Linked DNA regions of Mus musculus: regions 2 and 3 are each linked to region 1. A link is a loop called in an ENCODE intact Hi-C map of the cell type or tissue named here. Cell type or tissue: heart. All regions are shown on one strand.

Region 1 (5,000 bases):
CTCATTCACAGCAATTGTAGAGTGTGGGTTGCTGCATAGGGTCTACATGATATCCTATGACTCAACAACTCCCCCCCCCCCACAATGAATGCTTAGATTTCATTGCTTTTTCACCAATTTGCTATTTCAACTGCAGAGCTCTGTTTTATCTGGTATTACAAAGACAGTCTACTCCTTCAGAAATTCTCGTTTTCTTTCTTTCCTTTCACATTCTTGTTTAGTCACTTCCTGAAGGTTCGGGATCACACTGTGGGTCTTTCTTGCCATTCTGCTATCCCTGCCAGTGGGATTCCTGAGAAGTACGCGATAGGTTGTCTTTTATATTACAGATTCCATGTGTGAAATCTGGCATAATTGCATTTTAATACCTGCTTTAAAATATTTTCCTGAAAATTTATTTATATGTACAGGAGTTTTGTCTGTACATGTATCTGTGCACCACATACACACAGTGTTCACAGAAGCTAGGCTAAAGAATGGGATTCCCTGGAACTGGAGTTAGACAGTTGTGAAATACCATGTGGTGCAGGGACTTGAAGCTGGGTCCTCTTGCTCTTAGCTGCTGAGACATTTCTCCAGCTCCAACACTTGTTCTTCTGTGTGGAGAAGATCTACTTTTTTCTTTATTTGGAGATAGTTACTTTTCCCATTGCTGTAACAAACACCTAACAAAAGGTTACTAAATACCCAAATAAAGAAAGACGTATTTGGCTCACAGTTTGAGGGCAGAGAACGTCAGGGCAGGGAGGGCAGCGTGGCAGGAGTTCCAGACAGCTGGGCACACTTTGTCAGTGCTCAGGGCACCTCACCCTCACACACATACCCCGTGTTTCCATGGTGATTCTAAATTCAGTCCAATTGGATCTAATCAAGTGTCTGTCCACCGCCCTAACAGTGTTTGACAACTATTATCATAACTTCTTTTGTTTTGAGACAGGATGTCATCATGTAGACCAGGCTGGCATCAAATTCAGAGATCTGCTGTTCTCTGCCTTCTGAATGGCAGGATAAAGGCATCACCACTGAGACTTATAACTATAAATAAATGTATATGCATGTGTGTATAATATTCCCATAATAAATATTAGTCTTCTGGAACCCAAAGGTAAGGTACAGGATATCTTCATTATTATTATTACTATTATTCTTTGAGTTACTATGTAACTTTGGCTGGCCTGGAGCTTGCTCTGTAAAAGAGGCTAGTTTTGAGCTCATAAAGTTCTTCCTGTTTTAGTCTATCGAGTGTCAGGAAGAACTTAATTTAAAAAAATTATTATCATTATGTATAGGAATGATTTGCCTGGAATATGTCTATGCATTACATTGGAGCACTGTCTTCAGGGTGAGCTATTATATGGGTCTTCTTGAAGAGCAGCCCACGCTCTTAGCTGCTGAGCCCTCTAACTCCGGAAAAAGACTTTTAATTAGTGTCTACATCTGCAATGCCATCATGAGAGTGGCAACTCAATGACCAACGTTTATCAAATTATTTCAAATAGTTAATTGCCCTAAACCAGCTTGGTTCAACCAATAAAAAAATGTTTATAGATCATACAATGTAACAGTAAACACCCATACAACATAGGTAGAGCGTAGGTGGTGAGCAGTTTGTGGACGGAAGTATGGAGAACAGACTAGACTGGGAAACCTTGTCTCATTCACCCTTTCTACCCGGCCCCGAGTGCGGAAAGAAAAATCCAGAAAGAACCAAGAGAAAGCAAGTCTATCTCCTATCCCACTATGACTCCATTTTAATATTTCTTCCTTCGTCCACTGCTTTGTGTCGTTAAGCTTCTTTTAAGCTTAAAACCAACGGGATACAAGGCTCCAAGCAGGTCCTTAGCTATTTCTGTCCTAATAGGGGAGGGAGTAAATGGGTTTAATTTGAGTGCAAACACTGCTAGCTTTCATGGGCCTTGAAAAAAGTGCGGAAAAAGTCAGGAAGACGGGGCCAGCGATCCTGTGAACTGTGTATGTATTTTTGTCTCATACAAAGGCCTTACCTAGAGTTTAGAGTTCCTAAAAACTCTCAATTTCAATTAGCCAGGAAAATAAAACTCATCTGGCAAGCAGGAGAGGATCAAGTTAATGAAAAACGTTCACAGGACACAGAGTTCAACGGCAGAGGGCACAATACCCACCAACAAGGGCCAGAAGCTGGAGGAGAGGGTGGGCAGAATTTGATGATATCTGGGCCTTGTAGTTCGCTGTTGGTCTCTTCTGGGTATCCTCGACACGAAGATGAACTACAACCCCCACTGTGCAACGCGAGCCCCTCTCGCCACCTCTCCTCTATGGCGAGGACAAACCTCCTGGGAAACAGCTCCGCCCCACCCCCGTACGCACGCGTCACGTTTGTTTACCCTGAGGCCCCGCCCCCAGCCTCCCGCTCTCCGCAGAAATGTCGTCATGCTAACGATGCATATTCATGATCAACTCCGCCCCGCCACCGCCCGCCTTCCCGCGCTTCATTAATATTCATGAGGCGAGCTCGGGCCGCAGCTCCCGGGAGCTGAGGCTGTCCAGCAGCGGGCGGGGCCTGGCGCTGGGGAGCCCGCGACCCGCGGGGAGGGTGTGTGTGGGGGGGCGGTGGCGGCGAAACGGGCGGGCGGCGCGCGGGATGGAACACCGAGACACCGACGGAATGCTCCGGATCGCCACATAATCCTCTGGAGCGGCCGCGCCGAACGCCATCGGCGTCTCCGTTCTCTTCGCGCCGCCGCCGCCGCCGTCTCCCACCTTCGCCTCACCTCCTCCTCCTCCGCTGCCTCCGGAGCTGGGGGAGCGACGTGAAGCCCCGCTACGATGGAGCCCGCCGCTGCAGCCCCGGCACAGCGACTCGCGGACCCCACGGGTGAGGACCAAGCCCTGGCGGCGGCGGCGGCCGAGGGCGGCCGGTGTCCGGATCCCGCGCTGAGCGCGGCGGCCCCGAGCGGCGGGAACGGCGGCGCGGCGCGAGAGGAGGCCCCCTGCGAGGCGCCGCCGGGGCCGCTGCCCGGCCGCGCCGGAGGCACCGGGCGCAGGCGGCGGCGGGGAGCTCCCCAGCCCGCGGCCGGTGGGGCCGCTCCGGTGCCCGCGGCCGGCGGCGGCGCCAACTCGCTGCTGCTGAAGAGAGGGCGGCTGAAGAGGAATCTGTCGGCCGCCGCCGCCGCCTCGTCGTCCTCGTCGCCGTCCTCGGCGTCTTCGGCCGCTGGCGGCCTCCCGGCGTCCTGCTCGGCCTCGGCGTCGCTGTGCACCCGGAGCCTGGACAGGAAGACGCTGCTCCTGAAGCACCGGCAGCTGCTTCAGCTGCAGCCGTCGGACAGGGACTGGGTGAGGCACCAGCTCCAGCGGGGCTGTGTGCACGTCTTTGACCGCCACATGGCCTCGTCCTACCTGCGCCCAGTGCTCTGCACGCTGGACACCACGGCCGCCGAGGTGGCGGCCCGGCTTCTGCAGCTGGGCCACAAAGGCGGCGGGGTGGTGAAGGTGCTGGGCTACGGGCCGCCTCCCGCCGCCGCCCCTGCCGCCAGCGATCAGACCCTGGACGGAGAGCACGGAAGGGACGTGGAGCCACCGCCCTCGAGCGGCACTGTTGGTGCTGTCCGGGGCCCTGCGCGCGCGCCTCCCGCCGATCTGCCGCTGCCCGGGGGCGCCTGGACGCGCTGTGCACCCCGCATCAGCCCCGCGCCTTCGGACTCCAGCCCCGGAGAGCTGTTCGCGGGCGGCCCCGGGTCCCCTCCCCGCGCCCCGCGCCCGGCCTCTGACACCGAGAGCTTCAGCCTGAGCCCCAGCGCCGAGAGCGTGTCAGACCGGCTGGACCCCTACAGCAGCGGCGGCGGCGGCTCCTCGTCGTCGTCGGAGGAGTTAGAGGCTGATCCGGCCATGCCCCACCGCCCCGGCCGCCCCGCGCAGCCTCGGCCGCCTTCCCCGAAGACCTCGGCTTTACTGCAGCCGAAAGCCCCGACGGGCGTAGACAGCACTGGCGTGATAGCGGGCGAGGGTCCCGGAGACGATAAGGCGATGGCAGCCGCAGCTCCGGACGTTCCTCTGTCGACTTCGGGGAGGATACGGGAGACCGTGCAAAAGACATCTCCGCCCTCCCTGTATGTACAGCTCCATGGAGAGACTACCCGGCGCCTGGAGGCGGACGAGAAGCCATTGCAGATCCAAAATGACTACCTCTTCCAACTGGGATTTGGGGAGCTGTGGAGGGTGCAGGAGGAAGGCATGGACTCAGAGATTGGCTGTCTCATTCGATTCTATGCAGGTAAGGAAGTTGCCTGCATGTTTATGCATGGCTTCGAACCTTGGCAGGGATCGATAAATGATTCCAGGGGCCTGGTGAGTCTGTCTGACACTCTTTTTCTAGCTTGTTCACATGCCGCCTGTGCAAGTACTAAATTGAGCATTCTTGAAATCTGCAAGGTTTAGAGTGTCCAGGCCTGAGGTTGGAAAGCCAGGTGGACAAGGTGACAAAGTCACCTGGAAATACAGGAAACAGGTAACACCCTAGAGGGGTACCAGTCCCTAACTTTAAAGGTGGTTTCCTCCAGGCCTCTGCTCTGGTTCGTTGGGTTGCAGGCGTTTTGGGATTCCAGGTAACTCCTTGACACTTTAATATAGACAGAGGACAATGACCAACGAAAAAATGCTCCATGATGCCTTCCTCTATTCAACTGTCCACAGTTTACCATTCGTAGACAGTAAAGTGCAGCGTGGGCCTCTTGGGAACTTTGTTCTTGTCAACTGATGCTCTTGTTTGTTCCACTGTCTGCCACGCGTGCGTATTTGCTCGCTGAGTCCTCATTGACACCTGAGAAGTGGGTATGTTCCTTGTTTTGGGTGCTGCTTACCTTCTGCCCTCTTTCATTGCTTTATTTCAGTTTCCAAGTTTGAATCTTAAAAAAAAAATGAATTGGCCTGTTTCTGAGTTATAGCTTTTATTGTCAGATACTTGAAATAGACTAGACTTAATAATGTCGGTGATTACTGCTTCTGATATGACCTGAACTCCTCTC
Region 2 (5,000 bases), 220 kb after region 1:
GAGCAGCCTCCACAGTTATGTCTGCCTCACGCACAGCCAAGGCAGGCAGGTTTCTGGCTCTTGCTTCCAATGCTCCCCTTATCTGCCAAGTTCCTAGTGGGTGCAGACAGCAGTTGACTAGCAAATAGTCATTGTTCTAACTACCTTATATGTCCTGATGTTCCCCCAATGAGATATGCATTGCTGCTCTTCATATCTTGTTTGTGAAACCAAACTGCATAGAGGTGAAGCAAAGTACCCCCCAGGCCCAGTACAGGCAGAATCCTGAGACCCCATGGATGCTCTGGCCACCAGACATAGTAACTTGGCTGCTTTCAGCCACCTCCTTGTCCCTGAAGTCAGGAAATATGATACACACAGACAAAGATGCACACATATACACATACCATGTATATGTGTACACACACACACACACACACACACACCATCCACATAGGCCTCTAGCCTACAAATTTCTCACCAGTCGTTGTGCATTTGAAAGTCATGCTGCCTTAGAAGCATGCACCAGTCAGATATGGTCGTGGAATCCTATGACAGGCCGACCTGCAGTGTCGTCTTTGTGACTTTTGTCTGTTAGTTAACAGGTTATAAGACCAGGCAGCACTTCAGTCCTTAGAGTAACTGCCTATTCATTGTGCCTAGCTCTCAAGGGTGTGTGGCTAGGTGTCCCTGGTTTCCGTCGCTTCTGTCCCCAGTTGTCTAACTTATATTCTGACAATGCTTCAGAGTCTTTCCTGCCCTCATTAGGCAAGAGAGGCAGTTTTTCCTTTTTGTTTCTGTTTTTTTATGACTGTCATTATGGGAAGTTTGGAGGAATGACCATTGGTTGGACATGTGATGAGAGTTCTTTGCTCTTTATGATGGTCAGTATTTATAGGGGCTCCAAATATTCAATAAGTACACAGGTTAATTGACAGCGGAGGATAAGGCAAAAACACTTGGTGTTTGATGCCAGAATGGTGTCCTATAGCTGTCATAGAACAAATAGTGCTGATCAAGAGAGTCTCGGCTGGAGCTGGAGAGATGGCTCAGCGGTCTATACTCCTCTTCAAGAGGACCTGAGTTCAATTCCCAGCAACCACATGGTGGCTCACAACCATCTGTAATGGGATCCGATGAACTCTTCTGGTGTGTCTGAAGACAGCTACAGTGTACTCATATTAAATAGATAGATAGATAGATAGATAGATAGATAGATAGATAGATAGATAGATAGATAGACAGACAAATAAATAAATAAATAAATCTATCTTTTAAAAAAAGAAAGTCTTGGCTGCATGGACAAGAATGGCAGTGAACATCCTCTAGAAGAATGGTGATTCTAGCTTATCATACTTTTATTTGTTGAGTTTTGTTGTTATCTCTTAGAAGCCTGTTCTTTTCTAATGAGAAACAGAATGAGAGTGGATATAAATGGGAAGGGAAGGAGAGAAGAACTGGGAGAAGTAGAGGGAGGAGAAACTGTAATCGGGATATAGTACAGGAGAAAAGAATCTATTTTCAGTAAACGAGGAGAAAATGAAAATAAATAAATAAAAGACTTTTTCTAAATTCTCAGTGCTACACTGAGTGTAGTCCCACCAGTCTGGAATAAAGACTTTGTAGTCCCACCAGTCTGGAATAAAGACTTCTAATAGATAGATAGATAGATAGATAGATAGATAGATAGATAGATAGATAGATAGATAGATACTTCTGATAGATAGATAGATAGATAGATAGATAGATAGATAGATAGATAGATAGATAGATAGATAGATAGATAGATAGACAGACAGACAGACAGACAGACAGACAGACAGACAGACAGATAGAATGGTGGTTAGGATAAGTGTGCAGTTCATGCATAGATACTGTGTTTGTACCTATTCAGATTTTTGTGGGAATAGAGGATTTGGAAAAGTGAGTGGGAAAAGAAGCAGCCCTTTCTTGATGGTTTGGAATATAGTGCTGGGCTGTATAACTGATGCAGGGCAGCAGGCTAGACACAACAGGCCAGGACCAGCAAAACGGCTTTTAATCAAAAGGTGATCCTTCCCTACCACATATGAGCAGATACCTCTCTATGTGAATGTGTGTAGTGTCAGATTCCAGGGACCTTTTTCTTCTTGGAAGCTGAGTGGCTTTGCTGGACAGGACTAAGTCTAATCTATGGCCCTGTACCCTGTGTCATCTTTCTTCTGAATGGACAAAATGTGGTAAGGTGTTTGAGTGTTCACCCTTCTCTTTGGGTTCAGGAAACTGGGAACTGCTGGGCAGAAACTTGGTGGTGCTGCTGTCCTCTGCCACATCAAGCCTGACCCTGTGGACCTGGGAGGATCCTTTACCCTGACCTCTGCTAATGTTGGCAAGTGCCAAACGGTTCTCTGTCGAAATGGGAAGCCACTGTCTCTGTCCAGGTCATACATCATGAGCTGTGAAGAAGAGCGGAAGAGGATTAAGCAGCACAAAGCCATCATCACTGAGGTGAGGAGCCAGTTTTCCTCAGACAGCAGGAGAACACGAGCAGCACCCCCTGGTGGAGACCCCTCGGGAAACACTTGTCTTCAGAGGAAACTTGATGTTAGTTCAGATGTAGCTTTCCAAGTCCATGGTATTACAAAGTAAATTCCTTGGTGCTGTCTTTAGATTACTGAGGAATATCTCTATGGATTATTATAGAATAATAAGGCAGTCATCAGTTGCATAGAGTTGGGAATGCTTCCTGGGAACTGTCCCAGTGGATCTCAGAGCTACTGGCTAAGTGGCTGAGAACTGGACTCCTGAATCACACTTCTGCTTTGTATCTCAGCTATGTATAAAGTAGATATCAGACACCTGCCTTGCTTTACAATGGTAGTCTGGCACAATAACTGTGGTGTCTGTATAACTATATAACTATTTTCTGTTTTGCCAGTTGAATAATACTGTTCTCAGGGACAGGAGGCAAAAATACAAGGCCTATAGATATATTTGATCATCAAAATCAGCGCATGATTGCCATAGAGAGAGGAGAAGCTAGATCTATGGCTAAAGAGGTTACAGTGTGGGCATAGTCCCACAACAAAGATTTACCTGGTCCCAAATGGCAATAAAAAAATAAAAAAAAAAATTGCTGTTTTAAAACAAAAAACAAACAAAACCAGCTAGAATAACAGTAGAGCATGATCCATTGTCAATGAATCTTGAAAACTAGCTTCTGCAGTTCTTTATTTGCTAATTTACCAGCATGTCAGTCACTCAACATTACCTGGAAGTACCCATACACATCTGCTGACAAGAACCTAACCTCCTCTTAGCAGTAAAACTCACAGAACAATGCACTGTCTGAAGGTGAGAGGGAAGGGGAGTGTCCAGAAGAGAAAAAGAGGCTATGTTGAGCATCCCAGAAAGACACCAAGGTGCCGTGAGTCCTTGGACGTGAGCACACATATAAATTGAGTTCCCTGTCTGTCCCAGCACTGAAGGTTAAAGTGGATGTTGAGCACAGGTTAGGAGAGTGGGCACTGTACTGCTGTCCAGAAGAGTGAGCTGAGCGGCAACACTGTAGAGAAAAAGATGTCTGCCACATGCATCAGAGTTCGTAGGTCAGTTGTGTTATCCCCTTTCCTCCCCTGCTTCTCTTCCTGACTTCTGCTTGCTCTGCTCAGTCTTCAACAGTGACTAGTTCTCACACCACCCCTTCCGTTCCTTGAAGATGCCCTCAAAGCACAAACTGGGGAGAAGGCTGAAGGGTGGCTAGAGTAGCCAGCCCCCACACCAGGCAGGGCGGATTTCATTACTAGAGTCAAGGGTGTTTCAAACTGCTTGAAAGGCTGTTTTACTCATCTTAGTTCCTAGGCTGCCCCCTGGTCTAAGCATGGCTGCTGAGGTCTCTTTGGAAAGGCACCCAGGAACAAGCAGATAACTCGGGAAGCACAGGAGGAGGCAGGCACTGAGCGGAAGCACGGGGCATTCTCTTGAAGAAGCACTGTTTGTGAGTCCAGAGACTCACAAAAGTTGTATCCGCCATTGCAGAACCTTGTGTGGCAGGAAGTGTTAGAAGTAGGAGAGTGGGGGTGGATGTGGCTGTAAGGCAGAGATCCTCACACCTGGAAGGTAGAGAACACAGCAGCTGCATGTAGCTAAGATTTAAAAGTACTCATCTTTTCCCCCAGCAAATGGCCTGGATTTGGCTGCTGGTCTAAATAGAACCAACTGTCTAAGACTGGGCACCATGGTTTCTACATTTGTCCTTGTAAGTCAGGTTCAAGAAAGGCCTAAGGATGGGTACTTCTGTTAGCATTGCCTCTCCAAACATGTGAGCACTGTGACTCAGATACAGACATCCGTGGGTCACAACAGACTGACTCCCTAGCCCTTTTCCATGCTGATTGTGCTGCTGGACAGTCATGAGGTTGGACTGTACCTACCCTGGGTGTTTCTATGGGACTTACCTCTCTAGAATCTAATAAGCATGCATGCCATGTGAGGCTGTACATCAGCTTGTCATGAAGAGACATACCATTTAGTATAAATGCAGTCCCTGTTAAAGGGATGGCTGAAATACTTCTTTTTGTTCCTCTACACTTCAGCCTTTCCATATAGGGTGTGTGAGCCTCCTTCGTGGGATGCCCAACACCGTCCTGTGACCCAGTCAGTGGCCCAGAGGGAGGCTGCTCAGTAACCACATGTGCTCTGTGCTCACTGTCTCTTTGGAAATTTTTCTTCTAGGATGGCAAGGTCAATGGAGTGACAGAGTCCACGCGCATCCTGGGCTACACCTTCCTCCATCCCAGTGTGGTGCCTCGCCCCCATGTGCAGTCGGTGCTTCTGACTCCACAGGATGAGTTTTTCATCCTGGGCAGCAAAGGGCTGTGGGACAGCCTATCCATTGACGAGGCTGTGGAAGCTGTACGCAATGTGCCAGATGCTCTGGCTGCTGCTAAGAAGCTCTGCACCCTGGCTCAGAGCTATGGCTGCCATGACAGCATCAGTGCTGTGGTGGTACAGCTAAGTGTCACCGAAGACAGCTTCTGCTG
Region 3 (5,000 bases), 540 kb after region 1:
AACCATGGGAAATTATGTCCACCATTCCCATTATTATCTCATGTCAAGAAGCTCTCAGCTGAAACGTAGCTGTGGTTATTAAAATGTCACCGCAGTATGCATCATGTTAGAGATGAAATCCCGACCAACTAAAATTAAAGGGAAAGCTATATGCCAAGTGCCTAAAACAAACATTTACATTAATAAGACACTTGAAACCATAGGCTGATATAGACCAATCATAAGAATTCTCAAATACTACCACTTTTATTCCCAAGTGATCACATTTGATTCCATTTTCTGACACATACTCTTGTCAATGGGCTTTCTTTTTCTGCATAGCCATCCATTTATGTGTTTTTCTGAAAACTATTAGACGTTTTCTCCATCATTCATTTATGTGTTGTTCTGTATGACTTACATGTACTATAAGAGGCTTTGTCTTTTTTTTTTTTTTAAGTTTTTATCATCTCTTCCAATATGCCATTGTGGTTTGGCTTCATAACACGAAGCCTGTGCATTTATCAACCTCAGATACCTGTTGACCACAAAGATAGGCCCTGCAACAAAACCTTGATGGTGAACAGAGAAGAAAAGAGACTCTCCATTTAAAGAGAAACCTCGGCTGTCTGACGTGTTAACACGTTGCGAGTCGGCACCAAAGGTCAGTTTGTATCTGAAGCCCTGTTTCCCATCTTTTTATTAACCTGATAGTCAATATCACACATTCACTGCTGTGGATTTCTTTCAAATAGAAAGAAACACTGTTAATAAAAATATGAAATAATAAACCTAAATCAGTTTTATTTTGACTTTAAAATGATTCTTCTAGAGCCCGAAGTTCCCATCTCTCTGAATACAGTGGCTAAAATATCAAACCACCTACTTAACTAAACATCTTACAAAATAGCTTCTCTCCTTCCGCCAAGTCTTCCAGAATTGCTAACAGACTGATCCTGTGGGATGTCAACAAACAAGCAATTCACAAAGAGCATGTGAATTTCAAGCACTTAAAAACTCTGATATTTGAGTTAATTTTACTTTTAAACATCGAACAGTGCCACCAATATTTTGTCAACTTTGGTCAAATAAGATCAGATGTTCACATCAATCATCTATTTTTCTTGGCTTTTTCAGGGCCTATGAATATTAGCATATCTTGCAAACTGTAGTAAAAACAGAATGTGCTTCTAGATATTTGGTTCACGTTCAGTCAGTTACAGACTTTTTGTTCCTGTTAAGATATAATATATATGTATATGTATATGTGTATATATATATATACATATATATATATACACACACACACACACACACACACACACACACTCACATATATATTCGTTCTCTTTATACTACCAAGGCAGGACTAAAATGAAAACCCTTTTCATTAAAACAAGGTCTTTTAAAAAATGTCAGACAATAATGATTGCTTTCACATAACTTAATTGTTTTAGCTATAGCAAGTCTTAAGTCTGCTCTCTGCCCTTAAAGAACCAGAGAAAAGCTTAAATCACACGGTAAAATATGGAAGCTGAACCTCCCAAGATCCCAGAAAACTATCACCCCATAGATGCTCACCAGTGTTGTGGATACGAATCATTTTAACTTGTCAGGGCTGGAGACGCCACAGCTAAGTGGACTCCATTACCCCTTTCATAGGCACCCTAGATGCAAGTCCATTCAGCAGTAGAGATCGCAAAACTATGTAGAATGCAGGTAGAGAAAAGTAAGACATACAGTGGATGCAGACTTCTAAATCATCGCATATTCGTTGACGGACATGTTTAGGGTGCACACCCACCATGCCCACTGGGGACTATGGCATAGACAGACTGGATTCCACAAACATCCACGAATACCTACCTAAGCTTACCTTTTTTTTTTTTTTTTTTTTTTTTTTTTTACAAGCTTAGCTATGATTTCCAGGAAAAGGAGCCGTGTTGTTTTTCTTTGGGAAAATGTTCCCAAGTGAGTTAGAAAAGGTTTGCCTGCGTCCTCTGGTGGAGCCTGCATGTCTAGATGGACCTTTTAAAGTTTGTTAGTCCACCAGAGGAGCTAAAGATGCATAGGTCAAGAGGGAGTGTTGGAGGTCTGGTGCTTACACAGGACCCAGAACATCTGCAGCAAGCTACTCAGACGAACTAACTCTGAGAGTTACTGGAGGGATGCTATTATCTCCAGATCCTACTGGATCAAAAATGCTGGATTCTTGCTCCCTCACAGCCAGCGGGCAGGAGTTAACACAGTGTTGGCAGGGTGTGATGTACCCAGAGGAAGAGAGTGAGAGGTCAGGGGAGCAAAGCTACAAACTCGACTTTATTTCATCTGCTCAATGGCCCATTTTGACCCAGAATCCACTCACACCCCAACCTGCGCATCTTGGCCTTGAGATCAAAGCCCAGACTCATTCAACCAGACATGCACCTACCCAGCCTCCGTTATCCTGGATCCAGGTGTGCAGATGCCGGTTCAGGTACTCAGTCATCCACAGGGCGATGTTGTCCACCAGGGGTGACATCTCCCTGTTGACGCTCTCCACACACATGACCCCACCGAACTCAAAGAAGGCCACAATCCTCCCCCAGTTCACCCCATCCCTGAAGAGTTCCTCCACCACCGTGGCAAAGCGTCCCCTCGCGGTGAAGGGCGTCAGGTGCAGCTGACTGGACATCTCTGCGAAGTCACGACGGTAGCGACGAGAGAAGTCATCCCCAGCCCGGCGGAGGGTCAGATGGACCACAGGTGGCACAGGGCTGAGCGCAGGCCCAGCGGTGGCAACGAGGGGCCTGAGAGGAGACGTCCTGGCAGCCATGTCCCGGTGCACAGCGGGCATTGGGTTGCTCTCAGGCTGGAAGGAGAAGATGCCAGGGGTGGGGGCAGCCCCCAGGGGCGCCGCGTCCGCATCTCCAGCATCCCACTCGTAGCCCCTCTGTGACAGCTTATAATGTATGTACTTCATCACGATCTCCCGGTTATCATACCCTGTTCTCCCGGCTTGCGCCATCCTTCCCCGAAAAGAAGCTGCAGGTACCAATGGCACTTCAAGTCCCGACTCCCGCCCCACGGCCCCGAAAGAAAAAAAAAAAAAAAAGAATAGTTATAATCCAGCTCTTTTATTGGATGTGCTTTGCATTCTTGGATGAAGGGGTGTCTTTAGTTACACCGAACACTTGATTCTGGTGTTTCCCCGTTGGCATGAGATGCAGGAAATTTTTATTCAAATTCCTTTCTGCTTTTTATTTCATGAGGTACATTATTTATTAAGCTTTGTTAATATCAGTCTACTTCCTCCGCAATGCTGAAAGGTGAAGAGGCGGGACGACCTAGGAAGTTAAAATCAGGTGTGTTTTCCTTTATATATTTAGGGTAAGAAAGGTATATCCGCTACAAGTTACACGTTTAAAAATGCATTAAACTGTCTGGAAATGAAATTTGCTTGAATGCACTTGAAGTAAAAAAATATTTCAAACGCGTCCATGGAAAGTTATATTAAACAAAATTCCTGTGCAAAGAACTTACTGTATTTTCTAAGGACGGCATGATCTTCTGTCAAGTTTACCCTTTTTTGGTAAAACCCAAACAAATACATAAGGCAACCACACCATCGATCTTCAGAAGTCTCCTTGTATAAGCTTCTTTACAACTTGCAATGAATCGGGAGTTGGGGTCTGGGGGCTAGGTGGAGGAAAAATCAGGAGGGTTTCCAGATTGGGTCCTCACACTCCGGCTTCACTGAGAATGTCAATCCGTAGGAATCCCAACCAGAGATCTCAAGAGCACCGCAGCGGGGCAAAAAGGCAGCGGCGGCGGCGGCAGATGAATTACAATTTTTCAGTCCAGCATTTGCAGAAGTCCTGTGATTCTCCCTTCTTCTCGGCAATTTACACTTGCACACACACGCTGGAGCGCAGGCATGGATCCGTATCCACCGGACCGCTTCAGACCTCCAGGGCAGAGAGACACGCCAAGGGGACGATGGAGGAGCTGGGGGACCGGGACCGGAATCCTCTTCTGATTAAACTCCGAAGGGCCAACGCGCTTTCCGAAACGGGAAAAAAAGCAGCTTGCTAAATGCAGGCACGGACGCGCTGGGGCCGCGGGTGCCCAAGGAGCAGCCCGCGCACTGTGTGTGGTGCGCTGCGGGAGAAGGAGGTGGTGGGGGAGGGTTTGCCCCCCCTCTTTTTCCTAAAAAGGATGACTGCTACGAAGTCCCCCCCTGGTCCCCTCTTCCGCTGCACCCCACCGGCGCACCCCGCCTCCGGGCTGCGCACCCTTTCTCCTCCTCCGCTGCGGGCGGCGCTGGCGGCCGCCTCCTCGTGCTTGCGCCGCGCAGCCCGTTCCACGGTGACGGCTGCGGCTGGGGAGGGCCTGGGCACCTCGGTGTTGGCGGCGGCGGCTCGGCGGGGACCCGGACGCGGGGCGGGAGGACGGGCCGGGGAGGAAGGGGGCGGGCGCGGGGCGGGGGGCCCGGCCTCTTACTTCATTCTCCGCCGGAGCGCCTGGTTTCCTGTACGTACGTCACCGTTCATTCAAAAAAAAGAAGAAAGAAAGCCCTCCTCTGAGCGCCCGCCCGCCGCCTCCTCCCGCCGCCCGCCAGCCGCCCGGGTTAAAGGCGCCGCGGCCGCCCCGGGGAGCGCGCGCCCGGCCGCGGCCGCTGGCCTGGGTGGCGGCCACCCGCGGGCTACGCTGGGCCCCGGACCGTGGGTGGCGCGGGCCTCCCGGGCGGCAGTGGCTCAGTGGGCGTGTGAGGGGCCTCCTCGGGCCTGCGGGGCTGGCTGCTGGCTGGACGTGCCTATAGCCAGGGCCAGGCTGTGGCGAGGCACCTGGATCTTTTCTAACAGGATGGGCACAATTGCATGGATCTTTTTCAACGTGTACAGTGTGCACGACCGCATGGACTTTTTCTATGTAGCATGTGCAGGTCACATGGACCCTTTCTAACCGCGTGCATGGAATGTGCACAATCCAATGGACCCTTTCTAACCACACATAAAGTGTGTACACAGTCGCTCTGTGTG

What was found. A loop is a pair of places that touch in the nucleus more often than their neighbours do. Peaks named below come from ENCODE experiments on the same cell type or tissue, not always from the same donor. Only the 100,000 strongest peaks of a DNase experiment are listed, where the experiment ranks them.
Region 2: a loop joins it to region 1, with 5 times the contacts of the local background. A loop is called at or near these places in 29 of 42 quality-filtered maps.
Region 3: a loop joins it to region 1, with 2.7 times the contacts of the local background. A loop is called at or near these places in 6 of 42 quality-filtered maps.

The regions. Positions count from the first base shown.
Region 1 is chr1:106,169,199-106,174,198 of GRCm38, forward strand. Phlpp1 (PH domain and leucine rich repeat protein phosphatase 1) reads left to right here and starts at 2,671. Exons shown (of 17, transcript NM_133821.3): 1 at 2,671-4,249. The coding sequence starts at 2,806. It overlaps Gm20753 (predicted gene, 20753), which reads right to left and starts at 2,326. Exons shown (of 3, transcript NR_040630.1): 1 at 2,142-2,326. In heart, a CTCF peak has its summit at 2,120 (motif pointing right); DNase peaks (open chromatin) are centred at 2,363, 3,383 and 3,923; H3K4me3 peaks cover 3,344 bases; H3K27ac peaks cover 3,075 bases.
Region 2 is chr1:106,387,437-106,392,436 of GRCm38, forward strand. Phlpp1 (PH domain and leucine rich repeat protein phosphatase 1) reads left to right here. Exons shown (of 17, transcript NM_133821.3): 16 at 2,238-2,466; 17 at 4,693-5,000. Among named protein-coding and RNA genes, the nearest start is that of Gm41928, 130 kb to the right of the region's middle. In heart, a CTCF peak has its summit at 2,528 (motif pointing left); no DNase peak of the experiment used is centred here.
Region 3 is chr1:106,709,895-106,714,894 of GRCm38, forward strand. Bcl2 (B cell leukemia/lymphoma 2) reads right to left here and starts at 4,396. Exons shown (of 2, transcript NM_009741.5): 1 at 2,411-4,396. The coding sequence starts at 2,986. In heart, CTCF peaks have their summits at 1,986, 2,624 and 4,259; DNase peaks (open chromatin) are centred at 2,607 and 4,367; H3K4me3 peaks cover 3,663 bases; H3K27ac peaks cover 1,886 bases.